2 separate regions of the Homo sapiens genome follow, and region 1 is linked to region 2. Evidence: chromatin loops called from intact Hi-C (ENCODE). Cell type or tissue: dorsolateral prefrontal cortex. All regions are shown on one strand.

Region 1 (8,000 bases), 430 kb after region 2:
TATGGCCAGAAAAGTTTAAAAGTAAATTAGTGACAAATACTGCGTGATTCCATATAAGGTACTTAGAGTAGTCAAGGTCATAGACACAGAAAGTAGAATAGTGATTGTCAGGGGCTGGAGGGAGAGGGGTATGGCCAGTTAGTGTTTACAGAATACAGAGTTTCACTTTGGGAAGATGACAAAGTTCTGGAGATGGATGGCATAATAGTTGCACAACAATGTGAATGTACTTAGTGCCACTAAAGTGTACGCTTAAAAATGGTCAAAATGGTAAATTTCATGCTATATACATTTTCAGCTACAACAAAAATATGATTCATAAAAATATTAATTAACTTCTATGATGTTTTCATGTGTACATGTAGAATGCATGTGTGGTGTGCATACAAAATAGGCTAGAATGGAGAGCATGTAGGCTTAGTCACCGAGACCTGAGCTCAAAGCCTGGTTTTGCAATTTATGTTTGGAGATCATTGACAGGCTGTCTCACGTATTTCAGTGGCAGCTTTCTTATCTGTGACAGGAAGACCAAATACTCACTGCAACTTATAATAATTAAATAATAATAAATGTCCAGTGCTCAGCACATAGAAGGATTAAGTGGAAACACAGTATAGATAGTTAATAAACTCGTAGCTTCATCTACAGTAACAAGTAGTCTTGGGGAAAAATAAAACTAGCCACATCATTAATTTTTCAACCATTAAACCTTGAAACAATCACGCATGTTTCTCTAAGAAATAACATAAAACAAATCATCCTTTCGTTTAACAAATGTTTATCCAGTGTTTACTCTGTGCCAAGTCCTGGCTGACAAGAAGCACTGTGTAATGGGGCATGTGACAGTGACCAGTCAAATAAGACACAGTGAGGACTGGGAGATCCTGAGGCTGCCACTGCCAGATGGACGTGAGGCTAAACTGGCCCCTTTGTTTGTTTTCCAAGTAGGAGCTCTTGGATAAATATTTTGTGTATAAAGTCAATGGAGACCACGCAGTGTGAAAGCCTCCTCCAAAATCATTATTTTCAGACAGTTCATGCAGGTGAAAATAATGCAGAGGTCATAGATAACACTGTAACAGCTTAATTATGGGAAATTAGAGAGGGGCCCATGATAGAGCACAGCATTTCCTAAATGTTCCTTGCCTAGAGGACCCTAGTTTTCTGAAATAGTAATAGTTGTCCCACCACAAAATGACCCTTTTGTCAAACAACTTTGGGAAACCTGCATTAGGCAAAGGTCAGTGAATTTTCTTTACTTTGACATTTCTCAGAAGCATTGATAGTCTGAAATGTGTTTGCCTAAGAGGGAGATATCGAAGACCATCTTTCCTGCAGTTATTTGACAGCAGAGCCCTTTTTCCCTCAGAGCGCTTATTAACATCCTGTGGAAAAGTGATTTTTGGGTCACCCCACTAGGAACATGTGTCCCTTGGAGCCACATGAGACAAGTTGTAATGGTCATTTACTGGAGAAATTGGCTGGATTGTGCTAACAAAGGGAGAGGAAACCAAATAAGAAAACTGACCGTCCTCCGAGGGTCAGGATTTTCTTTTGTTTTTTTAGCTCAAGGGTCCAATGTTCCCGGGGAGCGTCAAAGTGGGTTCTTTCTGCTATGACAGCGGAATACCCATGAACACTGGGCGGGAGAGGGTTGGCCAGGAGCACGCCCCGGGGAACCTGTGTGGTAAGAGACCTCCAGTGGGGGGCGGTGATTTCACTCCTAGTGGGCTCAGCCCCCACCAGAAGAGCTTCATTTGACAAGGAAAGGCATTAATAATGGAAATGGATTGAAGGTAACACTGACGTGCAGATCAGGAATAGCTCACACGGTGATGCTCTTGCACTAGAAGCAGAAACTATCCTGGGATCTAAAGAAATCACTTAAGAAGAAAACATTTCCTCTTCATTGAGCCTCAGTAAAGCTGCATGAGGAGAATTCTGCACAATTGTTCGTACTCTAGCTTAGAAAATGGAGTTGATTAAGTGGAAGGAAACTTTAAAAATGTGACAAAGATGATGAGGTGATTAAGGGGTAGGTTTTAAGTAGCAAGATGTGGGGAATTTAAGATGTATGACTAGTAGCGGTGACAGTGAGGTTTATGATAGCTGCCTATAAATACCCAATTAATTGCCTAATGTGGCAAATGAGAAGAAACAGGCTTTTACCACCAAAAGGGAAACTTGAAGTATATTAGGGAAACAGTATTTAACAGTAGGGGTGATTTGGCTGCCATGATACGGAGAAATCAGTTGTGTTATTTGGATAAAGACTTGGAAAGGTACTTTTCTTCCTGATAACATCCTGGTGTCAACAGATTATTTTTCTTTAAAAAGGATGCATACATTTTCATATTTCTTAGGAGCAGAGATTGAAAAATAGAGAAAACTATTTAATTTGCTATAATTCAGGTTGCCTGAAGCCTCCAAACATGTTTTCCCCCAAGCTGAATTATAGTAATATCTTTGACGGTAAGAAGCATAAAACAACTCTCTTTTTTTTTTTTTGAGACGGAATCTCACTCTGTTGCCCAGGCTGGAGTGCAGTGCACTGGCATGATCTCAGCTCACTGCAACCTATCCCTCCCAGGTTCAAGTTATTCTCCTGCCTCAGCCTCCTGAGTAGCTGGGATTACAGGTGCCCACCGTCATGCCCAGCTAATTTTTGTATTTTTTTTTAGTAGAGATGGGGTTTCACCATGTTGGCGAGGCTGGTCATGAACTCCTGACCTCAGGTGATCCTCCCACCTCTGCCTCCCAAAGTGCTGGGATTACAGGCATGAGCCACCCCTCCCAGCCAGCATAAAAAATTTTATGCATTGTATTATACTGTATGTGGAGCTACACCTGATAGTGTAAGCCACAATAAGGCTAGTTGTAGGGCACACCTGATAACACTCGCTAACACTTAGTGAGCCTGAATATGAATTAGGTGCTTTATACAGGAGTATTTAATCAGCACATGGACTCTCGGGGTGTGGCATTAGAATCCTCATTTCACAGGTGAGCAAACTGAGCCTCAGATAAATTAAATAGCCCGAGGAAGGTCACATAACTAGAAAGTCACAGAGTCAGAATTTGCATTCACTTCTGAGTTACTCAGAAATCCATGCCCTTTTATTGCGATGCTCTACTGCCTCCTGAAGGCATTTTTTGATTATCACTTTTATAAACTTTAGGCTTAGTTTATATGAAGCACTCCTGAGAGTGAAATGGTTCGCTCATGTTTGAGAGTGGGTGGTCACCAGGGGTGTTACTCAGGCTTGACACAGATAATCCTGTGGCATGGCTTCAGCAAGCAGCTTGCCCAAGGTTGCACAGAGAATGAGATTGGCCAGGCTAGAAGGAAGGGCGGTTGGCTCCAGCTCACCGGGCATTCATATGGTATATGGAGGAGAACTGCCAGATCTCAGAAACAGCATCCAGATTTGATTATAACTTCTCTTTGTGGTCTTTGAAGCTTTGTGTTATTTCTTCCCTTCACTCGTGGAGTTAGGATCTATTTTCACATAAACAGAAACGATTCCTCCTTTCTGAGCACTTCATTGTTGGTGGCATTGTGGAATGTCCCAGGAAGGGGGGAATGGGGCCAATTAGAAAGGAGAAATTCTTCTTCGGCTTGCGTGTTTATATGAAAATGCCAAAGCCACCAGCTGTTGCAACAGCAGGCCTAGGGTAAAGCTCTTCCCCAACTGTCCTGCAGCATATATACAGCAGAGGGAGGTCTTTTCAATAGGCTCAATTAGAAAGTGGAAAACAGAAAGCACCCCCACCAAAAAAAAGTGTGGTCCTGTGTTCTTGAGTTGCACAGCAAACTTTGGAAATAAGCACTTAAGTATACTTTTTATTTCTGCAAGAAGTTCCCAAATATGAGCATGGAAATGACAACTCAAATTCCAACCATTCCCTGTTAAATGCCTTACCTCAGCTCACCACTGAGGAGTTTGTTCCTTGAGTAGAGAGAATGTAGATTGAAAAAAATTAATTTCACATTTCTATTTATGGGACATTTGAGACAAACAGCCCATCAGTGTTACTGTTACCTCATTCACCTTTTTTAGCCATCAGGACTGACTGCTTATGTCTTTTACATTCATGGGACACATTTCAAATATGAGGAATTCAGTTCCATAGCAGGATTTAAGCAGAGATGATATATATCATCTTATTTGGCTATCTTTATAAGGCTTTCTTCTTTTCTTCAAAAAAAATATAAATGGTATATTAGTACTGATGGAAAAAACAGACCTGACAGGAAGGTTAAAAAAAAATAAGTGACTTAAACAATTATTCTGGAATCAATTCAAGAGAGTAGGGTGGAGTAGAGTCTGAAACCAAACAATATAATCCCAAAGATTATATTTGTTAAATGAAGCTTAATTGGGGCTGTTTTACTGCATTGAACTGGCTAAGGAGTTTTCCCTGTCAACCTTCCTGATAGAGGTAGTTCCAATCCTATTTCATCCCTCTGCTACCTTCTGTACAAGGTGAGCTGTCAATTTCTTGGAGAGGAGTAAGATCACAGCTGGGACTCACACACAGTTCTTCCAAGCATGCCACAGGTTGGGGCTGCAGTGTTCTTTCTGTGGTGTGGAGGCTCCTCTTTCTCTAGTATTCCAATCCTAGAGGTTCTTTGTGCTTATGGTATCTCAAGTTATAATCAGAATGGTATAGTGGGGTTTCATAATCTCCTTTGCCAGCTTATAGCAGTAGAGTCCCTACATTCTCAGAATGTGTAAGTGACAGCTTATTTCATATTTGGCATTTTAGATTCAATGAGATTTAACAATAGTTTTTATTAGTTAATTTCTCTTCATTTGTAGTGAATTACAGATAATTTTCTTTCTGATCCTTTTTTCTAAATCTTTAGTTGTGAAATTTTCCAGTAAGACAAATACAAACAACTGTCATGTAAATACATTTGGTCTTAAATCAGATTAGAACTGTGGACTCTCCAAACCAGAGGTTCTCATTCCAGTTGAAATACCAAGGTATTTTCTATGGAATTGGATTCTCTTCATTTCAAAAAAAGTAAACTAAATAAACAAAAAAAATGGCTTGAAAATGCTTCTTGGTCTCTTTACATTCAAACTCCTTCCTGGAATCTGAAGAGCCTGATACAAATGCTTTCAGGGACATGCCATTAAAGAAAAAAAAAAACCCTAAAAACTGTGTTTTTCTCCTGAAATAAAAAATAAAAAATAAAAAATAACGAACTATTATAAAGTCATCTACTTTAACGATTTGGGTATTCATGGAGCTGAAAGAAAAATGAGCTATTTAGAAAAAGAGGTTTCTAAACCAATATAAATTGCCAATTATGTTCTTCTTTATCTTTTAAGTTTCCTTTGTCCTTATGTAAAGGGTTTAGGAGGTAATAATAAAGACCAAGGGAAGGCCCATACAGGGGGAAGAAACTGGAATTCATGAGTTAAAAAGAAGTAGAGGAGATACTCATATTTGAGCAGTTTCTGAAGTAGTCTAAATCTTTCACCCAGTCAACCAGGGCGCCTTCTCTCAGATGCAGGGAAACCCTCTGACCACAAGGCCCCTTCCTGTTCTTTTCTTGAATATCAAGCATCACCCTCTAAGTTTTCAGCCATGTATTTTCTTTGGACTACTCTTTTTTACCTTTATTAAATGCTTCACATATATGAAAGGAAATGTCAACATTCAACCTTTCGTGTGAGGTGGGAAAAGGCAAAAGTTTATTTCGGTGCTCTCCTATTTAAAGACAACAGAACTCTGTTGTAATATAATTTTTTATACTTGAATTCCAACATAATATAGTTGAAACCATGAAGCCCTCAAAAGTGTAGAAAAAGTGATACATATCATCTATATACAAATCCTGTTGTCAGTCCTGGTATAACTAAATTCAACCTTAAATCTTTAGTTATTTATCTATTTAGAGACAGGGTCTCACACTGTTGTCCCAGCTGGAGTGCAGTGGCGTGATCTCTGCTCGCTGGAACCTCTGCCTCCCGGGTTCAAGCAATTCTCCCACCTCAGCCTCCTGAGTAGCTGGGATTACAGACACATGCCACCACACCCAGCTAATTTTGTATTTTTAGTAGAGATGAGGTTTCACCATGTTGACCAGGCTGGTCTCGAACTCCTGACCTCAGGTGATCCACCTGCCTCGGCCTCCCAAAGTGCTGGGAAAATCTTTATTTAATATATGGATATTCCTGTCATTTTTTCTTTGTTCCTGCAAATCTAAATTCCTGCAAATCCTGTCAATTTAGTATTTTTCCTAATAGAAATTGTAAACTTCAATATGTTACTAAGAATTAAGCTTTGAAGCAAATAATTTTTTCCTGCCATATTCTCTTAGGGTATGTATAGAGAACTGCTGGAGTATTTGAAAATTAACCAGTAGTCAGTTGTAGATTTTAGCAAATACACATATTTTTCATATAAGCAATCCAATCCTATCCTCCTGGCCTATATATGCAGTTTGAGGTGGATATGTGTTCACGTGACATATTTTGAAATTCCAAGTCAAATACTTTAAGTGTTATACAAATGTAAGTTACTGGTATTATTACTGTGTATGTGACATTTAATTTGCACTATGGGGAATTTAACAATATTGGATGAAAGCGATAGCCTGGATATAGTAGTAAAGGCATGAAAACTGGTGCCCACACTTAAGGAGGCCTTATATTGATGATGATGATTACATAACAGCAATATCTCCACATCTAACCTAAGAAATGTTTAGATATGTACTGTCTGGATTATTTACTTATTACATGCTTTTGAAAATGTTCCAGTGACTTAAGACTTTTGAATCTATCTTTTGCAAAGGAAGAGAAAAGTCTACTTAAACCACAACACTAAAAACAAGTTGGCTTACAGGAATTGACCCCCTGCATTAAAGAAAAACAAAAAACATAGGTGGCGTCTTCATAGAATTTTTCTCAAAAGGGTGTAATATTAATTCCTGTAACTTAAAAAAGCCATCTGTATAGAGTTTTGTACCCAAAATATATGCCCATAGAATGTAAATCACATGATATAAAAGAAAACTATATGGTATTCCTAAGCCCTAACATTCCCAAACCTATCTGAATGGGGCATTTTTCAAAATGCTATTGGTCCAAAGGGTCTCTCATGGGACCCAGATCTGATATGAAACCACAGAGGAGAGTGACAGGGTTAGTTGCCTAATTAGGATGGAGCAGCCCATGGATGTGAGAACTTGGAACTGGGCAGGCCAACTGGTGTGGGTCAGAGTGGTGGCAGAGGATGGCCTACCTCTGGGCAATGGAAAGAATGCTGACCCATCAGGTGGGGCACAGTAACTGGTAAATATGGTGTCAGAAGATTTAGCAAGAGATGAAAAGGTGCCCTGATAGGCAGTGGACAAAACACACAGAGATCGTAGGTTCAAGAAACATCACAGAATCCTAGCAAATAGGTAAGACAGAGGCTTCAGGTAAATCCTTCTGGATAGCAGGGCCTCAGCCACAAGGCCAGTATTCAAAAGCAGAATTCAATTCCTGACATTTAAGAAAGAAAAAGCCAAGAACGAGATGGAATCATTGATTTTCCCATATCCTGGAAGGACACAGTTACCAGAATAGTTTTAAGGGTGGAACTGAGACCAAGGGAAGAAGGCAGACTTTTCAAAACTTGAACAAAAGGTAGGAATTCATTTCAGGACACATTTGAGCACCATGACTGCGTCTGAAGACATAGTGAGGACTGGCCATGGGTCATCTGAGCTTGGACCAAGAATGCCCCATACTCCCTCAGGGTCCCAGGCTCTGTAGAAATTGGGGAGGAGAATTAAAGGGCAGAAAACCAAGCAGCATATTATCCAGATAAGGTTTTCAGCTCAGTCTTGGGCTTCTTCTCCTCCATTCAGCAGGTAAGATTCCATAGTCAGGGGCCTCAGGCTGCTTCACTACCTATTTCTTAGAACTCTGCACAGCTTTAGTGGAAGAGGCAGTGGCTGCTCAAGGAGGGTTCACAGCAGCAATCTGCAGGAA
Region 2 (8,000 bases):
GGTTGCAGTGAGCTGCGATTGCACCATTGCACTCCAGCCTGGGCGACGAGCAAAACTCCGTCTCAAAACAAAACAAAACAAACAACAACAACAAAACAAAAACAAATTTCTTTTCTGACTGTATCCAAACTAAGCTGGATGCATCATGGATGTGCGTCTTTTTTTTTTGTTTGTTTTTGGCAGATTCTAGAATTCTTCTAATCTGTTTCCATTATCTCTTTAACAAATGTCAAGTTTATTATGATTCTAGTGGGTACCAAACCTAATAGCTGGCCTTGCTACAGAAGTATCTTTGAATTATGAGCTGTAGGGCAAGTGTAGGTTTCCCCCTACCATGGTTTCAGTACATTGCTTTCAAATGACTCTTGACAAACCAATTAAAACATAATTTCTTGAGTACCCTGTGGGGTAGGCAGTGTTTTAGTCCTGAAAGCCTCCAAATGAGGAAGAACTGGGCCCTTGATTTCAAGGGACTCAAAGGCAATATAGCAGGGAAAGTTGGGAGAACTTGAGCTTTGGGGTCAGACAGGCCTGGAGAATTAAAAGAGATCATTGTACTAAGTGTTTTGTGCAGCATCTGACTCTAGAAAGCCCTCAATAAAAGGTGGCTCCTGTTATTATTGGTGTGTTGAACTAATAATTATAGCTTTTGTGAATAATAGTTTCTATGAAAATATGAAATAGTCTCTATGAAAACTACCCATAGAAGCTTAGGGGCAGAGTAAATAAATAAACAGAGCTGAATTTCTTTCTTAAACTTTATGGGATTTTTAGCTTAATTTCTTTTCATTTTTTAGAGAAGAAAAGAGGGCAACACGCTGTGGTAATTTTGTTTTAAAAAAACTCTTTGTAGAACTTTTTCGGAAATTGTAGCCTTCAGCTCATTGTCCAAATATAGCATTATTAAAATTAATAGAGTTTGAGGAGAATCATGTATGGCAGCATCACTCAGTTGTTACAGGGAGTAAGGCTTCTAGTTTATTGAATGGTTTAATTAATTGAGATTGGGTATAGATTCATACTTAACAAAAGGAACCATGACAAAAATGATTTTCAGGAGTAATCTCTGAGAAGCCCACAAGATGGGAACCTACCTTTATAAAAAATATATACTCACCTTTGTAAGAGCAAAAAATTGTGGAGATTTCTCTTTTGGTTTTAAAAAGTGAAGGAAATAGAATATTTTAAACACTTGTTTTTATACCCTTAAAATTGCAAAGAATGTCGATAATGCTTACCCATTAAAAAATATTTGGAGATTTATTGGGAACGAAAGAGTAGGTGATAGCAAAGACATTAGATTACATTTCAGAGGCTTCTACAAACTTTTGATTAATTAGCACTGATGAGTTAGAATATTCAAAAGTTGGTTTTCTGGTAAATTAAGGCATGGATTGTATGAACCCCCAGCCCCTTTAGTTCTAAAGTTTTTGGCCAGGTAGCTTTTGAATATTTGCCTTTGTGTATGCCTTGATCCTTACGGATTTGGGATTCTTGTTAAAGCAAGACAAAATCTTTTGTTTGAAGATCCTGGTTAAATTTGGAACCAGTTGGCCAGGAGGTTGCCACAGTCTGAAGAATATAGGTCACTGGGCAGTCCAGGAGCAGGTAAAATTAAGGCAGATGTGCCAGCTGCGGCATAATAGCTGCCACCCTCTGGGCTACTTCTTAGGAAAGATTTGGCTGTCTTTGATTTAAAACAAAATTTCTGAAGTTAACATAAATAAGGTAACATGATGTCCAAGGGTAACTATTGCACAAAGAATAAATGCACTTACAACTGTTCAAAGACTATTATGATTTTTTAAACTCAGAATTCCCTCTGACATATAGTGTTTTAAATGTGTTTCGCTAAGAGGTAAAATAGAAGGTGGTGCAAGGAAAGTAAAAGTAGTAAATCCCTAGTTCCTTTAAGATTTTTTCGGCTTTTCTTGTATTCTTAATATATGTGCAGAACTAATGTGTTTTTATATTTTCTATGCCTAACATATTTGGCTAAAATTATCTAAAAGAATCAAAGGCCATTTTGAATATTCAGTCATTAGTTCTAGTAATATTATCTTAATCACTATAATAATTATCAGATGTAACATTTATCAATGATTACTGTGTTATTAAATATCTTACATATATTAAATCAATATTTACCACAGCCCTTAAAATAGTTATTGCTATTATCTCCACTTTCACATGTGGAAACTGAGGCATAGAGAGTTTAGATAACTTGTGCAGGGTCACAAGTCCATGGTATAACTGGGATTCTAACTGAGGCAGGGGGACTTGAGCTCATTGTACTGTATAGGCAGATGATACAATGCTGCATGTTTAGTTTCATTTTCTATCTTTATCCTACTTTTGAGAAATAATTATGTGACCTTTTCCTCTACATAATTTCCCCTTTAGGACTGCCAAGAGCAATTCAAGAGGTATAAACAATTCTGTTGTTTACTCATCACAGGGATCCTTAATTATGACTTAAAAGCAAATTTCCTTCAGAAATCAGGTTGTACATCTTTTGAATAAATCCTTTGGTCGCATATGCTAAAATGGTATTAGGTTCATAAGTAAGTGATGGTATAGTGAAGCAACTCTACCTATTAACAGTTCCATCTATTTAATGAGAACAGTCCTTGAGCAATATAGGAGTTGGGGATGGTTTTAGCTGTTGTGAGACTCATCGTTTCTAGTTTTCAACCTGTATTTCTGGAGTTTGGTAGTGTGGGGACAGAGCTGGGATGGGAAGGAATATTTGGGACATGAGGAGGAGTATTCCAGGGCCTAAGGAGGGGGATAGCCTGGGTAGAAACCAAGTAGACAGTTTTCTAAGTATTCACACCCCATTTCAACCAGAACAATTCCACCTTCTGGTAGTTTTTTGAAACAGGGATTCCACTGCTTAAAACTCATTACTTGTCCTAGATCGATCATCTTGTACTGAAGGACTTTATTGAACAAGAAAGTGGGTTTTGTACATGTGTATGTGTGTGTGTATGTGTGTGTATGTGTGTGCATGTGTGTGTATGTGTGTGTATGTGTATGTGTTTTGGAGAAAAGAGACTGATTTCCTTCAGTGCTGGAAATCATTGTTGTCGTTCCTAGAACTGTGGACCTAAAACCAAAGAATGGGTTCAAATCTACCCAAGGTGGAGGCCTAGGTGGGAAGAGTTTGGGTGAGGCCTGGCATAGCTCCTCTTTGAAGGGACACGCACATTACCTCGCAGCTAAGAGTCTAGCCTGGTGGCTCTGTGTGGAGGTCAGGGCTCTTTAGCTCAAATAAATCACACAGGACTAGTTTATGGAAACAGTTGGATTCGCATGTAGTTACATGTCCTGTTTTGTTCCTAGGGGTGTCCAGTGCAAATCTTGTTGAAATTCTGAGTAGCTGTGCTTAGCACCAACACAGTACCCTGATAGATCTCAGTTCAGGTGCAGGCTGCCTGGGGGGAAAATAACTGAGTTCTGATATGGTACCAATTACTATTATAGTTTAATATTAGGCAAATAATATAACAATGGTAGAAAGCCTGTAAGATGTTAAGTACTGAAGTGAATCTGTACTGGAGACTTGAACAAATCATGTTGATGTATAAGTATGGCTGTGAAATAGGCTGTTTCCTTCTTAAGTTTGCTTCTGGCATTTAGGAAAAGGAGTACTGCTTCAGGGACCCTGCCCAGACAGGAAATGGTACGTGTGCATGCTGAGTGGTGCTAGTGAAATAGGAACATTATACAGAATTATATTAATAATTCATTTGGCCTATTTTTCACCTGGAAAGTATTTACTCTCAAGTGCCCCCTCCTCCTTCTCGCCTGAGGGTGAAAGCAGGTGCGAAATGCTCTGGGTCCTAGTGACACTGAGTAGTCTATGGAGTGGCAGCATTGGCATCACCTGGAAGTTAGAAGTAATAGATTCATTCTAATGAACCAGAATCTGCATTTTAACAAGATGTGTGCACAGGTGATTTGTTTTCCTTAGACCCTTGTTGTCATTCTAATATGAGTCCACTAGATGTCACTCTTGTAACCTGGTAATGGGACAGGATTTTTCAATGGGGATTTGCAAGAATCCCTGAACATGATCATATTATTATTAGATGATTTCCTCCCCATCCTTACAGCTACTGATATACACATTGATTATTTAAGGTAAAACTATCATTCTCTATGGTTCAAAGTCCTGGAGAGAGATTCCTGGGAATGATTTCCATTTTTTTGGATTGGCACTCCTGCCTACTGTCTTCCCTGTTGCATGGGTTAGTCTGTCATTATATAACCTCAGCAGAGAATACACTGCAGATGCTGTGACAGGCTCACTGAGAGAACAGCATCCTGGGCTTCTGAGCACAGCAACACAGAATAAACATACAGATTTGATCTCCGTAGACATTATTGAGAACAGAAAGGAAGCAAGGCTGTATCCTGAAATTAGCATCAGCCTCTAAGATGTGATTGTTGGAGGAAGTGCTGACCTTTCTGAGTGTGTGAGGTGTCTCAAGGGAAGTTTTATAAAGAAGATTGAGTCTGCTTAGGAAATAATGTCCCAAATGTAATCTTGTAGGGAGTTAGTTTCAGCCATGAAGGTGAATATAGGGACATTTACAGGTAAAGTAATATCCTGAGGGAGAAGATATACATTTAGAGATGTATGAGGTTCCTAGGAAAGGTCCTGTTAACAACTGGTTAGGTCTGCATATTAGGAAAGAAGGGTGAAGAGGGTAAGGACTATGCTTTAGAAGATCCGATTTTTTTTTTTGCCGGATGCCTAGCTTGAGAAAAGTTAGTTCTTGAAAGAAATTACCTGCTGGCAAACGCTCCTACCTCTAAGTCCGGCATGGTTTTTCCTCTGTTTCAGTTAACAAGGTTAGCAAACAAGTCATAAAGTAGCAAGTGTTTGTGTGTGCTTGAGTGTGTTTTGTGAGTGTGTGTATTTCCTCTTCTGGATGGGGGGGCATTTATTTACTTTATATCACTAAATGCGTGGCAAATACTTGGTTTGGGTAATTTCAGCCAAGAAAATGGTTTTATTGATGTAAAAACAATACAGTTTTAGCTTACATATAATTTTCTTTTGTTCAAATAATTAAGGTCACCATAGTAATTACTTCTAAGCTTTAGGGTCTTTTCTAACATCATTTATTCTGATGTGATTCCTTATGACCAGAAACAGAATTAATTTTGAAGCATTTTAGTGAAAATGAATTTTATTTTTCTAAAACATTATCTAAAATTTAGATAATTTTTTGACTTCCCTGCGCCACATTGAAAGAAGAAGAATTGTCTTGGGCCACACATAAAATACAGCAACACCAAAGATAGCTGATGAGCTAAACAAGAAAATCACAAAAAAAATCTCGTAATATTGTAAGAAAATTCATGAATTTATATTGGGCATTCAAAGCGTCCTGGGCCACATGCGGCTTGGGGGCTGCGGGTTGGACAAGCTTGATTTAAATCATGGAAAACAAGCCTAAAATGCCCATTCCTATTCTTAGGCACAGTCTAAACATCTACTTCTTCAGTGATAGTATTTTACACACCCATCCTCTTTACTGCTGAATTTTTTTTTCCTTTTTCTTTTCACTTGTTGCTGCTGAGACTCAACTTGCTAGAGATAGCAGCACATTTAGGTGTAGTGTTTAAAAGCATGCATGAGCTTTGGAGTCAGACAGACCTTGGCACATTGCTTCATCTCACTGATCCTTAATTTCTTCATGTATAAAATAGGTATATTACTACCTGGTGACAAGTCACAGGACAGTGCATTTAAAATATGTGGCATAGGGTCTGGCACATAGCATATGTTCAGTAGCCGGTAGCTGTGACTGCCAGTACTACACGAGCTCAGAGACCGCAGGCCTGCTGCTATCTTTATCTCCCAGCTGATAACCCAGTTCATCAACTGCCAGGAGTCCTTGTTCCTATAGGTTTTGTCCACCAGAGTGGAGCTCTGGGTCATGGAGAAGTCTTCCTTTTCCTCTGCCTGGCCAATGTGTTCATGACAATGGTGTGGGTCAGTGGGGAGCAGATTGGTAGTCTGGTAGAGGGGCAGGGAAACATGTGAATCCTAGAACAGTAACTGGGAGAGAAGTTCCACACTGAGATTCTCAATGAAAATTTCCCTCATGGTGATCAAGCTCAGTAGAATTGTTAGCACCGTTAGTGTTGTTAGTATAGCCATCTTACAGGCTGGGCCATTTAAACTGCAAATGGCATAGTCACTGATTTAAGCTTTATTTCTAAAGAGAAACAAACTCTTAGAAGCAAACTGCCAAATTCTTATTGAATGTTTGCCACATAAATTCCAGATTGTCTGTTCTTTATTATCTTTATTGGTTTGGAATGACCATTTTTGGTTCAGGGAGGACCTCTAGACTTTGAATAGCTATGACTGACACCTTGGGGTCACCAGAACATTACTTGGTTAGCAGCAGTCTTGGAAAACAACTTCAAGGAAGTCTGAAGAGATCTCTCATCCTGAAAACATCCTAGTAAGAATCTTTGCACTTCCATCATAAACAGCCCCATGGTTTCGCTTGATAATATGCCACTGATGAAGAATGATGGAGATTCTGATGTGACATCACCTGTATTAGTAGTGTGCTGTCTCAAATAGAAGAAGAATACAATATTAAAGAATTAAGAGCATTATGTATCTTAAAAATAAACTCATCTTTCTTGTTAGACTTTTGGAATCTGCATTGGATTTTTTTTTTTGTTTTTTTTTTTTTACATAGTTAAATTTAAGATATATTTCTAGTCATTGTTTAAAATGCATCTCAAGAAACTTTAGAAGGGGTGTGGATTGTTCTTTTTTGCCTACCATGTCATTCCTGTTTCCATTGTAGGAATCAAATCAGTAAGTTCAGTCCTAGTTCAAAGAAGCTGGGAGGCAGGGAACAAAACTTATAATAGTGTTACTGTGTAGACTGCAAAAGAATCTGAGGTTTGTTCAGCAAACATAATGGTGCATTGAGGTGTTGCATTAATGTGGGGGGCCAGAAAATGAGCTCTGTGTGTAGTGAATCTGTTAAGTGGCAGTTTAGGGTTTAACCTAAAAACTGGGAGAAAGTTGATAAGTGCAGAGGAAGCATGAGACCCAATTTGACACAGACCTTGCTAGGGTTATGGTGTCAGGCAGTGGAGGGAGTAGTGACAGGAGAAGAGGATTTAGTGGTGTATTGGATGAAGGTGGTGTGTTGGGCATGGCAAAATCATCCATCCATCTAGACAGCAAATTAACAGTTTTGTAGAAACGTATAGTCCCCAAGTATTTATATGCATATTAGATACGTAAATGCTAAAAGCATAAAAAAAGAATGGATAGAATGATTGGTGGCAAGTAAGTATCCTGATTCCATTTTCCTTTCATAATCTTGGTAGAAGGAGTAAATTAGTAGAAACTAATGGAAACTACTACTGCTGGGTTAGGAAATCTTTAGGAGCATCAGGGTTGGATGAAATAGTGGAATTATAACATTTTATGTACAGAATGATGAAAACAGATTGAATATAATGAAAACAGTAAAGAAAATGTATAAAATAATGCTGGACAAATATATTCTCTGTGAATGAGGAAACACATGGTCAGTATGTAATAATAATAGTATATTTAGTGGCCGGGCGTGGTGGCTCACACCTATAATCCCAGCACTTTGGGAGGCTGAGGCAGGTGGATCACTTGAGGTCAGGAGTTTGAGACCAGCCTGGCCAACATGGCGAAACCACATCTCTACTAAAAATATGAAAATTAGCCCAGTGTGGGGGCATGGACCTGTAACCCCAGTTACTTGGGAGGGTGAGGCAGGAGAATTGCTTGATCCCGGGAGGTGGAGGTTGTAGTGAGCCAAGATCACACCACTGCACTCCAGCCTGGGTGACAGGGCGAGACTCTGTCTCAAAAAAAAAAAAAAAAAAAAAAAAAAAAAAAAATATATATATATATATATATATATATATATATATAAATATTTATAAAATACACACATATATATAATTTAGTG

The links. A loop is a pair of places that touch in the nucleus more often than their neighbours do. Peaks named below come from ENCODE experiments on the same cell type or tissue, not always from the same donor. Only the 100,000 strongest peaks of a DNase experiment are listed, where the experiment ranks them.
Region 1: it touches region 2 in a loop (7-fold over the local background); 19 of 110 quality-filtered maps call a loop at or near these places.

The regions. Positions count from the first base shown.
Region 1 is chr7:40,760,318-40,768,317 of GRCh38, forward strand. All of the region lies in intron 13 of SUGCT (succinyl-CoA:glutarate-CoA transferase), which reads left to right. Among named protein-coding and RNA genes, the nearest start is that of LINC01450, 220 kb to the right of the region's middle. In dorsolateral prefrontal cortex, a CTCF peak has its summit at 3,158; a DNase peak (open chromatin) is centred at 874; H3K4me3 peaks cover 455 bases; H3K27ac peaks cover 495 bases.
Region 2 is chr7:40,325,741-40,333,740 of GRCh38, forward strand. All of the region lies in intron 9 of SUGCT (succinyl-CoA:glutarate-CoA transferase), which reads left to right. Among named protein-coding and RNA genes, the nearest start is that of SUGCT, 190 kb to the left of the region's middle. In dorsolateral prefrontal cortex, CTCF peaks have their summits at 4,000 (motif pointing right) and 4,218; no DNase peak of the experiment used is centred here; H3K27ac peaks cover 535 bases.